Linked DNA regions of Homo sapiens: region 2 is linked to region 1. A link is an interaction called in ENCODE POLR2A ChIA-PET data of the cell type or tissue named here. Cell type or tissue: Caco-2. All regions are shown on one strand. Links, peaks and the distances in the headings refer to the core of each region. The heading gives the core; the rest is flanking DNA.

Region 1 (7,399 bases), core at 1,505-6,504:
GTGTCACAGGTTCAAGCGATTCTCCTGCCTCAGCCTCCTGAGTAGCTGGGATTACAGTCGCCTCCCACGACACCCGGCTGATTTTGTATCTTTAGTAGAGATGGGGTTTCGCCATGTTTGTCAGGCTGGTCTCAAACTCCTCACTCAGGTGACCTGCCAGCCTCAGCCTCCCAAAGTGCTGGGATTAACAGGCGTGAGCCACTGCACCTGGGCAATTTTTGTATTTTTAGTAGAGACAGGGTTTCACCATATTGGCCAGGCTGGTTTCAAACTCCTGACCTCAAGTGATCCTCCCACCTCAGCCTCCCTAAGTGCTGGGATTACAGGTGATCTGTGCTTTATCAACCTGCTTTGTTACTTTTCGGTCTCTCCTATCCATCTGACCAAACCTGGGCATGAGAAGGGAGTATGACTCAGGACATGATGCACTGTTGGGACACACCAAGCTCAGTGTCCCCTCCGGGTCACTGGCTCAATATCCTCTCACAACAGGCTGGTTTACAACAAAACATCCAGGGCCACCCAGTTTCCTGATGGTGTGGATGTACGTGTCCCTGGCTTTGGGAAGACCTTCTCACTGGAGTTCCTGGACCCCAGCAAAAGCAGCGTGGGTATGTAGCCCTTACTCAAGGCCTCCGGGAGCTGGGATGGGGTTTCTGCCGGACTGGAGCTGGAGCTGGAGGAACTCTGCTGGTTTGTAGGGACAGCCTGTGAGCTGTCTCTGATCAGCGTGGGCACAGAGCCCTGTAGCATTCTTCCAAGGACCTGCTAGCTGTCACAGTCTCCATGCTGGGCATAGTGTAGGTGGCCGGCACTAGCTGTATCTTTTCTTATCCTCTGTATTTCTGTCTACAGGTTCCTATTTCCACACCATGGTGGAGAGCCTTGTGGGCTGGGGCTACACACGGGGTGAGGATGTCCGAGGGGCTCCCTATGACTGGCGCCGAGCCCCAAGTAAGCAGGCACTCTCATTCCCTCCCTGACGTCTCGGGAGGTAGGGGTGAGGTGATCATGGGCACCACAGACCTTGGGCTCTCCCCTTGTCCTTGGCTGTCTCCTGTCCCTGGGCCTCTGGCATCCAGTCTAGTGGTCACAGCCACCACCTTTGGTCAGTCTTATCCTGTCCTCCATTTCCCACCCTGGGACCTCTGGGCCTGTGAGCCCTGGGGAGAAATATAAGGCTTCCTCCCTTCATGGAAGGCGGGGGGACCCAGACCGCTCTGTTTGAATGTGAGCACCCTCCCCTCCCCCTCTCGTCTTGTGTCTGGCCTGAGAAAAGCTCAGTGGTTCCGGCTCCAGGACCCTTCCCACCTGACCCCTGCCTGGCTCTGGCCTGCAGATGAAAACGGGCCCTACTTCCTGGCCCTCCGCGAGATGATCGAGGAGATGTACCAGCTGTATGGGGGCCCCGTGGTGCTGGTTGCCCACAGTATGGGCAACATGTACACGCTCTACTTTCTGCAGCGGCAGCCGCAGGCCTGGAAGGACAAGTATATCCGGGCCTTCGTGTCACTGGGTGCGCCCTGGGGGGGCGTGGCCAAGACCCTGCGCGTCCTGGCTTCAGGTAAGACCCTACCTGGCCCAGCGTGGGGGGCTGTTGCCAGGAATTCTGCCCTCTCTTCCCTTCCTAAGTGTCCTCCTGGGCCAGCATGCCTCGTGTCTGTCCCACGGTGTGTGGGGTCTATGCAAATCTACCCCTAAAAGTCCAAAGAAGAAAGAGGCTGACAAATCTAGTTTCTCAGAGAAAAGCATTTAATAGGGACATACGAATAGAAGCCACATCTGTGTCTCAGGTGGGGGCAAGACAAGATGGTGGATCCCCACACTATTAGCCCCCAGACCCAGAGCTTATATTCTGTAGGGAAAGGGCGACTCCGATGCGATGTGTTGAACATTGAAGGATGATAACACAGAGGCTGTTTTGATTTATGGTTAAGTACGTGCACAAGAAACAGTAGATAAAGTGGAAATCTCAGTGGCCTTCCTGGATCTGGGGTTAATCAGAAGCCAACATGGTGGATTAGTATCCAAAATGGAGTTGCTTTGGTCTCCACAATGACTATTCTCTTGGGTCAGCCCTGTTTTTTTTTTAATTTTTATTTTTTGAGACAGAGTCTGGTTCTGTCACCCAGACTGGAATGCAGTGGTGCAATCTTGTCTCACTGCAACCTCTGCCTCCCGGGTTCAAGCGATTCTGCCTCAGCCTCCTGAGTAGCTGGGATTACAGGTGCCCGCCACCATGCCTGGCTAAGTTTTGTGTTTTAGTAGAGATGAGGTTTCATCATGTTGGCCAGGCTGGTCTTGAACTCCTGACCTCAGATGTTCCACTCGCTTCGGCCTCCCAAAGTGCTGGGATTACAAGTGTGAGCCACTGTGCCTGGCCATCCCTCCCTCTTACCCCATCCTTACTTCTTCATCCCCACCTTCACCGCAGAGGAGGAAGGCTAGAGCATTTTTTTTTTTTTTTTGGAGGCAGGGTCTTTCTCACTCTGCCATCCAGGTTGGAGTGCAGTAGCGTGATTTTGGTTCATGCAACCTCCACCTTCCAGGTTCAAGTGATTCTCCTGCCTCAGCCTCCCGGGTAACTGGGACTACAGGCGCGTACCACCACACCCGGCTAATTTTTGTATTTTTAGTAGAGACTGGGTTTCACTATGTTGGCCGGGCTAGTCTCTAACTCCTGACCTCAAGTCAGGAGGATCTGCCTGCCTCAGCCTCCCAAAGTGCTGGGATTACAAGCATGAACCACCGCACCCGGCCAGATTTTTTTGTATTTTTAGTAGAGATGGGGTTTCACCATTTTGGTCAGGCTGGTCTTGAACTCCTGACCTCAAATGATCTGCCCACCTTGACCTCCCAAAGTTCTGGGATTACAAGGATGAGCCACTGCACCTGGCCTCTAGACTACAGTTTTTTATTTATGAGTTGCGCCTCCATCTGTGGGCAGCACGGAGCCTCTGTAGGCAACACAGGGAGGAAGCAGGTGCAGATCTGGCTGGGCCTGCTTGCCTGGCAATTGGGAAAGCCACCCCTTTTATGGCTCCTCCCCCGTCTTTTCATGACTGTTGCAGCTCACCAGCTGCAGCTGTAGAGTAGAGCTTCTTCCTCTAGAAGGGAGCTTTCCTCCCTCTGCTAGGACTTGGGGGAGGCTTATGGACCCTCACTTTGGGAGCTATGAGCCAGGGCTGTGCCAAGCATCTCATGAGCTCAAGTGCCTGCCACTGCTTGACCTGCTTGGTCTACTGGCATTGTGATTGGGTCAGGCCCAGTGACTCTGAGTTGGCTGGAAGACACTCAGATTTAGTGAGGACTCATTATAGCCACCACTTCGGTCTAGCCTGGGCCTGGAGGGACGGATGTGGGCATACCCTGAGTTTAGACAGGTAGCCCCGGCCCCTTTCAGAGTTTCTCTGTGAGTCCCCTTAGAGCTTTGTTTCAAAGGCTGGGAAGCTGTTCTGTCCTGCCTTGGCAGTCCAGGACTGGGTGTGTGGTGCGGGGAGGTGGAAGTCCGTGCACCCCTAGGGGCTTTCCTTGCCTCAGGGGTCCCCCAGCCAGGCCACAGCAGGCAGAGCTGAGGCCCTACAGTCAGTCTGAGAGGCCTCCCTGCTTTCAGATACAGGGTGGGGTGATGGGTGACCATGGATCCTGAACAGGCCAGAGGCCCCTGTTCCCAAGTTGCAGCTTTTACTTCCTGGAGGCCTCCCTGACTGCCGGGTGTTTGTGTTGTTCACATTCCTGTGTATAGGGACTCCGCCTCCATCTGCAGCCTCCCCTCGTGCCCTGTCTCCAGCACGCCTGGCTGCCCAGGTCAGCGCACATGCAAGTGGGTGGAATGAGGCCACGGCTGGCTGAACGCTGGTCTGAGCTTAGGAAAAGAAAAACTGGTACACAGTTCAGTGTCATAAAAGGGAAAGCAGAACATGTCATCTCCGAGTTGCCAACCTGCTGACTCACTTTAGACTAGGTCAGTGCCCACAGGCCTGATCAGCACTTGGAGGATGGTAGAGTTTACAGGCAAGGAAGCATCATAAATCACCCTGTGGGTATGTGCCGCCTTACTCCCTGGTGAGGAAAGCAAAAAAAACAAAACATAGCTTGGATGTGTGGTTCCCAGATGTAGCAAAAATAAAGAGAAACAATAAAAGCCAAGGCAAGCAAACTGGGCAACATAGCAAGACCCCATCTGTATAAAAAGTGGAAACATTTTTAGCCCAGGCGTGGTGGGACGTGCTTGTAGTTCCAGCTATGCAGGAGGCTGACATAGGAGGATCACTTGAACCCAGGAGGTGGAGGTTGTAGTGAGCCAAGACTGTACCACTGCACTCCAGCCTGGGTGACAGAATGAGACCCTACTTCAAAAAAAAAAAAAAGGAAAAATTTGCCAGGCATGAGGCATGGTGGCGCATACCTGTAGTCCCAGCTACTCCAAAGGCTGAGGCGGGAGGATTGGTTGAGCCTGAGAGGTTGAGGCTGCTGTGAGCCGTGATCATGCCATTATACTCCAGCCTGGGCAACAGAGTGAGACCCTGTCTCAAAAAGAAAAAAAAAGAGCCAAGGCAGGGATGGGAGTCACAGTGATTACAATGATGATAACCGGGTAGAGATGCGGGACTGTGGACTGGGCCCCTGGCTGGGGTCTGGCAGGGGCCTGGTGGTGAACATGCTGCCCAACCAGCTGGCATTCCTAAGCACAGACTGACCAGAGCCTTCTCCCTGCAGGAGACAACAACCGGATCCCAGTCATCGGGCCCCTGAAGATCCGGGAGCAGCAGCGGTCAGCTGTCTCCACCAGCTGGCTGCTGCCCTACAACTACACATGGTCACCTGAGAAGGTGTTCGTGCAGACACCCACAATCAACTACACACTGCGGGACTACCGCAAGTTCTTCCAGGACATCGGCTTTGAAGATGGCTGGCTCATGCGGCAGGACACAGAAGGGCTGGTGGAAGCCACGATGCCACCTGGCGTGCAGCTGCACTGCCTCTATGGTACTGGCGTCCCCACACCAGACTCCTTCTACTATGAGAGCTTCCCTGACCGTGACCCTAAAATCTGCTTTGGTGACGGCGATGGTACTGTGAACTTGAAGAGTGCCCTGCAGTGCCAGGCCTGGCAGAGCCGCCAGGAGCACCAAGTGTTGCTGCAGGAGCTGCCAGGCAGCGAGCACATCGAGATGCTGGCCAACGCCACCACCCTGGCCTATCTGAAACGTGTGCTCCTTGGGCCCTGACTCCTGTGCCACAGGACTCCTGTGGCTCGGCCGTGGACCTGCTGTTGGCCTCTGGGGCTGTCATGGCCCACGCGTTTTGCAAAGTTTGTGACTCACCATTCAAGGCCCCGAGTCTTGGACTGTGAAGCATCTGCCATGGGGAAGTGCTGTTTGTTATCCTTTCTCTGTGGCAGTGAAGAAGGAAGAAATGAGAGTCTAGACTCAAGGGACACTGGATGGCAAGAATGCTGCTGATGGTGGAACTGCTGTGACCTTAGGACTGGCTCCACAGGGTGGACTGGCTGGGCCCTGGTCCCAGTCCCTGCCTGGGGCCATGTGTCCCCCCTATTCCTGTGGGCTTTTCATACTTGCCTACTGGGCCCTGGCCCCGCAGCCTTCCTATGAGGGATGTTACTGGGCTGTGGTCCTGTACCCAGAGGTCCCAGGGATCGGCTCCTGGCCCCTCGGGTGACCCTTCCCACACACCAGCCACAGATAGGCCTGCCACTGGTCATGGGTAGCTAGAGCTGCTGGCTTCCCTGTGGCTTAGCTGGTGGCCAGCCTGACTGGCTTCCTGGGCGAGCCTAGTAGCTCCTGCAGGCAGGGGCAGTTTGTTGCGTTCTTCGTGGTTCCCAGGCCCTGGGACATCTCACTCCACTCCTACCTCCCTTACCACCAGGAGCATTCAAGCTCTGGATTGGGCAGCAGATGTGCCCCCAGTCCCGCAGGCTGTGTTCCAGGGGCCCTGATTTCCTCGGATGTGCTATTGGCCCCAGGACTGAAGCTGCCTCCCTTCACCCTGGGACTGTGGTTCCAAGGATGAGAGCAGGGGTTGGAGCCATGGCCTTCTGGGAACCTATGGAGAAAGGGAATCCAAGGAAGCAGCCAAGGCTGCTCGCAGCTTCCCTGAGCTGCACCTCTTGCTAACCCCACCATCACACTGCCACCCTGCCCTAGGGTCTCACTAGTACCAAGTGGGTCAGCACAGGGCTGAGGATGGGGCTCCTATCCACCCTGGCCAGCACCCAGCTTAGTGCTGGGACTAGCCCAGAAACTTGAATGGGACCCTGAGAGAGCCAGGGGTCCCCTGAGGCCCCCCTAGGGGCTTTCTGTCTGCCCCAGGGTGCTCCATGGATCTCCCTGTGGCAGCAGGCATGGAGAGTCAGGGCTGCCTTCATGGCAGTAGGCTCTAAGTGGGTGACTGGCCACAGGCCGAGAAAAGGGTACAGCCTCTAGGTGGGGTTCCCAAAGACGCCTTCACGCTGGACTGAGCTGCTCTCCCACAGGGTTTCTGTGCAGCTGGATTTTCTCTGTTGCATACATGCCTGGCATCTGTCTCCCCTTGTTCCTGAGTGGCCCCACATGGGGCTCTGAGCAGGCTGTATCTGGATTCTGGCAATAAAAGTACTCTGGATGCTGTAAGGTGCCCTGGCCTACATTCTGCTCTGAGCATGAGGGGAGGGAGGTGGTGGAGGTACAAGGTGGCTACAGAGGCAGGAAATTAGGGGCTGGGCCTTTACAGGAGCCTTGACAGGTTGTCTCAGCATCAAAGCATGGTTCCTGTGCCCTTCTGTGGACCTCATCCTCCTGTCCTCTCTCCTGGAATCCAGTTCCCTTCCTGGGACTAAGAACCAGAACCTGAAACATTCCTGTGGAAATGGGGTCCTGTCCTCCCCCTGCTCCTGCCTGGTCAGCAGGCCCCACATGCCACCCAGGAGCTGGGAGCAAGGACAGTCCTGCAGGTCACCCTGGCTACACCCTCCTTCCCAGCCTCTGTCCTCCCTCAGCTTGCAAGTGTCAGCATCCTTTGAACCTAGAGTTCTTTTTAGGATGCCACCCTTCTTTGCATCTTCAGCTCATCAGCCTGCCATCTGTACCCCTGGGGAGGTACAGATGAGAGAGATCAAGGGAGGAAAAGAGACTACTAGGCTGAGACTGGTATGGACAAAGACAGAAACAGAGACAGAGCCAAGGAAACATGGATAGGGGATAGGGTCCCAGCCTGAATTTTGTAGTCCAGAGCCCAGCCGGTACCCAGTTCTGTCTTAACTCAGCCCCACAAGCTGGGGCGCCAGACTTTGATACACCAGGGGCCACAAGAGGGCGCCCTGAACCCTCTCACTGAACCACCTGTTAGCCAAACCTGGAAGGACGAGGTGACCCAGAGTGGGGGTAAAAATGCCTGTGGT
Region 2 (7,399 bases), core at 1,255-6,254, 130 kb after region 1:
GACAGAAAGGGAACTGAGAGTGGACTCAGGGAGGTGGAGCCACTTAGGGAATCCTGCCTTGCCAGGGCCATGCCTTTGAGGACCATAATGACTACCAGATCACTGACTGCAGACAAGGAGGCATCCTCCAGGAGGGGCAGCTGGGGAACACGGGCCTGAGGGGAGGATCCCCTGCATTCACTTAGTTTGCCCCCAGTTAGTTTTTTTGTTTGTTTTGTTTTGTTTTGTTTTTTGTTTTGGAGATGGAGTCTCGCTCTGTCGCCCAGGCTGGAGTGCAATGGTGCAATCTCTGCTCACTGCAACCTCCACCCCCCACTGGGCTCAAGCGATTCTCCTGCCTCGGCCTCCCGAGTATCTGGGATTACAGGCATGTGCCAGCTAATTTTTTTTGTATTTTTAGTAGAGATCGGGTTCCACCATGTTGGCCAGGCTGGTCTCGAATTCCTGACCCCAGGTGATCCACCCGCCTCAGCCTCCCAAAGTGCTGGGATTACAGGCTTGAGCCACTGCGCCCAGCCAGGTTTGTTTAACTTAAATGCTTAGCCTGTCCGGATAGCATCCCACCTACACTGTGCAGAGCAAGCTGGCTCAAGTCATCCCTTCTGCTCAGAGCATGCTGGCTGCATCTGTCCTGAACTCCAGGAGGGCTGAGTGGCCCTCTGGCTGGTTGGGGGTCTGGATGGCAACCCACCTGAGGCTGCCTGCCCTCCCCCGCACACCACAAGAGAAAAGGAAGACAGAGTGTCTCACTAGACTTTCTTGGTAAAGTTTTGGAAAGAAAACGTCCAGAACAGAGGTCAGCACCTCTGAGAAAACAGTCCATGCAGTTTCAACCAGATTGGCCTTAGGAAATAGGCCCAACCGGAGGTGTAAGAGGCTCATTCCTCATCTGTTCTCCACTTGCTGCCCCTTGGTCCTGGCGCCATCCTCTTGCTCCCCGCACCATGGGACTGCTCCTTCTCAGGGCCCTTGGAGGATCCCTCAGAGCCCCTTCCCTGCCCACTTCCTAGGGGCTGGACTTTCTCTTGCCTCTTCCCTCCCTTCTCGGCTGATCCCTTGTGGGTTACCTGTTTCCAGGTGACAGCCAGCCCAGGTATCTCCTGATCTCTGACCACATGTATTTGATTGACAACTCTACATCTTCCTCTAGAAGTTTATTACTCCTCCTCCCCCCACTTCCCCACATACAATTCTGTCTCCCAAATAGTTCTGGGCCCTGGACCTCTTCCATACCCTGTCTCCTCTTCCCAGCTCACAATTCTGCCCCCTAGTCCCCTGGATCCATTCCCACAGCCATATCCCAGTTCAGGCCTCGCCCTCTCCAACCTAGACACTGTAACAGATTCCACCTTGTCTCCCTCCTCTGGCCCACCTGGCAGCTGGTGGGGTCTTTCTAAACTACACATCATACCACACTGCTCCCCTATGGCCCTTCAGTAGTGCCTGCGGACTCCAGGAGGTTGCCCAGGCACCTAGGCAGGGAAGGGCAGGCTATATCTGGTGGCCTGATTCCTCTGTCTCCTCTTGCTCCTGGAGCTCCAGGGGCCCTGACCCGAGCAGTCCCCCACTGTGCCCTTCCAGGCCTCCACACTTCTGTTGGGGCTGTTCCCTGACAGCCGTCATCTGTGTGAAGGAACATGGCCTCAGCAGAGGAACTCAGGGTTCAAGATTCACAGAGAAGATCCCTTCATCAAAACTCAGCCAGTCCACCCATGGCCCCTGGGATAACTAGAGGACCTTAGGCTGAGGCCAAACAGGCCCTTTCTCTCTTGATAGCTGAGTGTTTCTGTGCATGTATTGCACAAGCTTGCAGTCTGCATACTAGAAAGGGAGGTAACCAGCCCCTGATAGATCTGACACCTTCAGATCTATCAAGCTAAAAACAGAACTGAGAGACAGGAGGCTCAAGCTATGTCAGCAAATTCCATCCTTCAAAGCAGAAGGAGGGACGGCCTTGTGTGTGTGACTCTGTGGGTTGTCTCTGCAGGACCAGGGACCCTGCCCATGTGGAGCCCTGGGGTTGGGGGGTAAGGTGCTCCCCCACCATCCCAACTTCCAGTCCCAGGGAATGAGGGTTCTGTTTTCTAACTCTGAGGCCAGATGAAGAGAACAAAGCTTGTGCCCCCCACTCCCCCCGCAAGCACTCAGTATTTTATTCCATCACCTGACCCTAGCTGTGTGTAGAGTAGGAAGGTAATAGGAACCCCTGCCGACTGAGAACAAGTGGCAGCCCTGCCCCCTGCTGACCTGGAGCTGCAGCCAGAATGGCCTCATCTGAGGCCACCTGCGGCCTGCTTGGGACCTCAAACTCATTCCCTCCCTTCCTTCCTTTCTCTTTCCCTCCTGAAGCGGGGACACAGCTATGAGCCAGTCCATGGCAAAGACAAGAGGGAGATTGGACATGAGCATCAGAATTGCAGAAGTAACAGCCGCCTCTTGGGGATATCAGAGAAGGCGTCACCCAGCACCTCAGAGAATATGCTTTTCACACTGGGGGTGCATTTATACTGCACAACTACCCCAAATGGGTACAGCTGGCCCCACTTACAGATGAGGAGACGGAGACTCAGAGAAGTAAATGGCAGTCCCTGAGAGGTGCAGCCAAGTCACCTGACTCCAATTTCCTTTTTCTCTCTACTTTTCTTGCCAAGGCTGATATAAGTGATATGCAAACATATCCAGAAATATGTAAATGAGCAGCATCCAGCACCACCCTTACTTCCAGGACACGTTCTGGGGGAAGAGTAACATTCCCTACACTGTCCTTCTTGTCGATCCCCCTCGATTCCCACAAAACAAGACCTTTGCCTCTTTTTTCAGTCCCCTGAAGGTTACATTTGTCACCCACCCCCACTGAGCCATTGGTGAAAACTCCAACGATCTTCTTCCTCCCTCCCTGCGAGCTGCTGGTCTCATCTATTTCCCCTTTTTTTCTTCCATCCAGTCACCACCACCTTGGATCCCCAAATCTCCCTGCCCCCAGCCTGGTGACCACCCTGGCAACCCTGACAACGCTTAATTTGTCAATATTTGAGAAGGAGTGGGCTCTTACAGTAGTCTTGTTTTCGCTCCTAGTCTGAGGTTCCTGACTGTCAGGGGTCACTAGTTTCTGCTTTTGTTCCTGAGAATGGGCCAGTAGTCTGAATTACTTCTTTGGGATGGATTCAAGAGTAGAATTACTCAGTAAACTTTAACGCTTCTGATACATATTGCCAAACTGCTTTCTACCAAGGTTCTGTCAATTTACTGATTGTTTGAGAATATGTGTTTCACAACATCCTTACCAACTCTGGGTTTTAACATTAAAAAATGTGATTTTTGGCTGGGCACAGTGGCTTGTGCCTGTAGTCCTAGCACATTGGGAGGCCAAGGCGGGCAGATCGCTTGAGCCCAGGAGTTGGAGACCAGCTAAGGCAACATGGCGACACCAGGCTCTGCAGAAAACACAAAAATTAGCCAGGCGTGGTGGTGTGTACTTGTAGTTCCAGCTACTCAGGAGGCTGAGGTGAGAGGAACACTTGAGCCCGGGAAGTAGAGATTGCAGTGAGCTGAGATTGCACCACTGCACTCCAGCCCCAGAGACAGACGGGTCTCAAAAAAAAAAAAAAAAGTTTTTGATAGTTTAGTGGGCAGTGGTATCTGGTTACATTTTTCAGGATGCTTAATTTGGATTCCTTTTATGAAGTGCTGCTTCAAATCCTTTTCCCATATATTGAGGGAGTTATTGTTTTCTCCATAGATTGGGTGTATTGCACTCCGCTTGAGTCAGGTTCAGGATGGGACCCAGATGGCCAGCTCCAAATTGCTTACCCCAGAGCTGTGGTTTTCAAACATTTTAACAGGCGGGAGAGCCTTTTCCTAATCTCACACAGCATCTCTTTATAAAAATACTAACAAGTAGCCCATGAGGAAAGGCTTGGAGCGCTCCCTTCCCCACCCCCACCCCACCCCTCTGGTTCCAGAAGCCTTGGTTTTACCTGAGGAGGGGCCACTGGGACCTTGTTGTCCTTCTCTCTGAAGAAGAGCTGTCACCGCAGACCTGAAAGGAGATGAGCAGTTCACAGGGGTGCCCGGAACAATCTCCAGAGCTCACCTGACAGCCACCGAGCAGCCCAGAACAGGTGAGCCAGGTACAAAGACCAAGGGGCCTCACCTGCGGCCAGAGGCACTGCCACACCCTCCACGTCGCCAGGGCGAGGGTGTGTGCCCGGCAGTTCCAGTGGACGAAGTGCAGTCCCAGTGGGTGGGGCCCGAGGTTTGTGTGACAGATTTTCAAGGAGGAGGGTTGCCAAGAGGAGAGGACTCTGAGGGTGGGATGGATGAGCCCTCCACGTCGACACTGGGACCCAGGCCAGGCGCAGGGGGTGCGGGGTGAAGGTGGAGGGTGGGGAAGAGGTGAATTCAAAAGCTCCAGCTGCAGGGCCCAGGTTTAATCTGATAGTTAGAACCAGAACAATCAGAGCTTTGGGAGCTTTGTGCAATCTCTGCTTCCCTAAGATACTGAGGGTAGGGGAGAGCTGAACCCAGGCCAGGGAAGAGGGACAGTGGCCACCAGGATGGGGTGGATTAGGGGAGGAAGAGCAACATTGAGAGGAACCAAAGGGATTTGGTGGCTCCCCCCTTATCTAAGGGGGAGCAGGTCAGTGGAAGGGAGGCTCAGTGGGACACTTTGTGAACCCAGCGGGGTCTTTGGAGGAGACAGCTGGGAGGGAACTCATGTGAACCTAGGCCTTTGGACACGATGTCACTGGCTCCCCTTGCTGACTGAGGTGAGGGATCCTGGCACTATGCTCTGGGGACACTGCCCTCCACACTTGGGCCCCAGTCCCAGTTTGTAGTCCCCGCCCTTGCCCACTAGTCCCGCCCCTGGCCTTAGGTGCTGGCCCCGCCCCTGATCCCTGGCCCCAGGCAGCTCTCTGAGCCCGTTGGCCCAGTCCCAGGCCTTGTCCCTACTAATCTGCCGAATCCTTGGCTCCGGGGCCCGCCCCCTGTCTCAGGCCCAGTCTCTGCTTTCAAGTTCAGCAGCCCCCTGCCCAATGCCCAGCACAGCCAGGGCTGTCCTTGCATGCTCCACCTTCTTAAGCCCGTCCCATGGCCCGGCCCAAAGCCCTCTTACCACCCCTCCATTCAGAGTAGGGTGACCTATCACTCTTCACACCGCATCCCTTAGGTACACTTATTTTGCAAATCACCCAAACTAAGTGTTTCAGAAGAATCTGAAAGCCAAGGCCCCGTCCATTCTCTGTCCCCTAACTGAAGATGTAGCAGCAGTGCTGGCAGGAGCGCCTCCTCTGCGGCAAACAATTGGCTCCCTTCTCACTAGGAATTTGCACAGAAAAGGCTTGGGCTCTAATGAGACCCGGTTCTGGTCTAGGCCATCGGTCTTGGGCAAGTCATTTAACTTCTGAGCCTCAGAGGCTCCCTCCTCTGTAACATTAGGGGCCACTACAAGATCCTGGATGGCCACGGCCAGGACCAAATGAGCACCGGCACTTGATATTGCCAGATCAGAGTGGGAAGAAGGAAGCCAGAGCCCCCCAGGTCTATGCTCTGCACGTGGTGACCTGGCTTCCCCAGGAGCCCTTATGTTCATGTGGACACCCTGGCTTTTGCCCTCAGAGCCAAGTACCTGGCAGGATCCCTCCCCACCCATAGCCTGGGGAGTCCAGCCTGCCGGGAAGCAGAGGGTGACCTGCTGTCCCGGCCTGTCCTCTGTCCCTGGGACTCCTGCCTCTTCACCCACAGTTGGCTGACAACCTGCATGCACCTCTGTCCTTCACCCTCTTGCTGGGCTGACCTGACCCAGGCCACAGGCTCACAAGCATCTGGCATTAGACATAAAGGAGGCAGGCCACTCCTGAGCCATTTGGGCCTGTGTGACTCCCAGCCCCCACTGCCCTCTCTCTAAGTGGGGAGGAGCTCACCTCTCATCCCTGAGTGAGAAGTTTGTCAAGCAGGATCTTTGGCCTCTGACATTTCCCAAACTGTCCCCCACCAGCTGCACAGCCCCCTCCCCACTCTCCACCCCACTCCCATGCCCCACCAACTCTTCTGAAAAATCCCTGCATGTTTTTTTCAAAATAGAATTAAATGACAAGAACTGACTATTTAGGGAGGGGTTCCTGAGGGGAAATGGAATCTCGACAACCTTGAAATTATAGGCCCTTCTCTTTTCTCAAAGAAAAAAGAAACATGTCAGATCATTGATATTCTGAGCCAGGCCTTGTTTTGAAATATGCTGTCCCCCTATCCTTTCACGAACCACAGACTTTTTCCCTCTTTGAGAATAAGATCACATCAAGTCAGGGATTAGAAATGGGAAAAATTCAATCAGAGCCTCCCTCTGCCAGCTACCCATCTCAATATACTCCCAGGCAAGCAGAATCAGCTCCTGCCTCCAACCCTGCTCAGCATCATCATTCAAAACGCACCGGTAGGAAATGGTGAAACAGAAGAACCTTTCATCCCGGCTGAGCAGGGCCTGCAATGCTGCTCTCCTGGCTCTGGCAGCTGGCTTGTGCCTGGGCCGAGTCAGGCCTCTGGCTTAAATAGGCAGTAGGAGCAGAGCAGGGAGGGCCTGGGGGGCGGGTGTGGAAAGTGGGCCGTTTACCTAGCACAGCAAGGCAGTGTCTGGAGCCAGCAGTGGTCCCAAGCACGCTCCTGCCTGCCTGCCTGTCCACCAGGAGGCCTCAATCCCACAGGCCCCAAGACCACAGACCAGTACCTGGGGTGACCCCTGATGGATGTGCAGCTCCACGGGAGATGTCCCTAGATGCACTGAGCTTGGTCAGTTTCCTGGATACCTCCACCTTTCCTTTGTAGCAGAACCAGCTGTGGAGATGGATGGACCTGTTCCCTGGGGCCTCTCTCCAAGCCTCAGTTGCTGCCTTCTTAAAATGAGGATAACACTGACTTCACAGGTCCAGAAATAATGTTTGCAAAGGGCACCTAGGAGGTTGATTTATTTACCCACATGGTGATACTGGGGCCAGGTACCTTCGATGAGGCTGGAGCCTAGAGGTTTAGTAATGTACCCAAAGTCACACAGCCTTCCATCTGACTGTCAGTGTCAGACCTCATGCAGACCTGGGGCCTCCCAGCCTCATGCTACAGTTGAAGTTTGGGGTGAGTGAGAGTGAAGAGCAGCTGCTCACCTTGGGGAAAAATCTTGACTGAACCCTAGTGAAGGGGTTACCTTTAAGTCCCCAGTGTTATGGGAAAGGGGTCCTGATCCAGACCTCAAGAAAGGGTTCTGGGACCTTGCACAGGAAAGAGTTCAGGGTGAGTCCACACAGTAAAGTGAAAGCAAGTTCATTAGAGAAGAAACAGAAGGATGGCTACCTCATTGACAGAGCAGCCCAGAGGGTGCTGGTTGGCTATTTTTATGGTTATTTCTTGA

What was found. ChIA-PET counts read pairs that join two places held together with the same protein. Peaks named below come from ENCODE experiments on the same cell type or tissue, not always from the same donor. Only the 100,000 strongest peaks of a DNase experiment are listed, where the experiment ranks them.
Region 2: POLR2A ChIA-PET joins it to region 1 with 9 read pairs; 6 of 35 experiments call an interaction of 5 or more read pairs at or near these places.

What each region holds. Positions count from the first base shown.
Region 1 is chr16:68,254,427-68,261,825 of GRCh38, forward strand. PLA2G15 (phospholipase A2 group XV) reads left to right here. Exons shown (of 6, transcript NM_012320.4): 3 at 493-611; 4 at 856-954; 5 at 1,340-1,564; 6 at 4,720-6,632. The coding sequence ends at 5,231. Among named protein-coding and RNA genes, the nearest start is that of SLC7A6, 6.4 kb to the right of the region's middle. In Caco-2, for the core only: no CTCF peak of the experiment used is centred there; DNase peaks (open chromatin) are centred at 3,005 and 3,725.
Region 2 is chr16:68,382,621-68,390,019 of GRCh38, forward strand. It overlaps SMPD3 (sphingomyelin phosphodiesterase 3), which reads right to left. Exons shown (of 9, transcript NM_018667.4): 2 at 3,978-4,039. Among named protein-coding and RNA genes, the nearest start is that of SMPD3, 62 kb to the right of the region's middle. RefSeq lists enhancers at 1-119, 120-954, 6,242-7,069. In Caco-2, for the core only: no CTCF peak of the experiment used is centred there; DNase peaks (open chromatin) are centred at 4,191 and 4,898; H3K4me3 peaks cover 270 bases.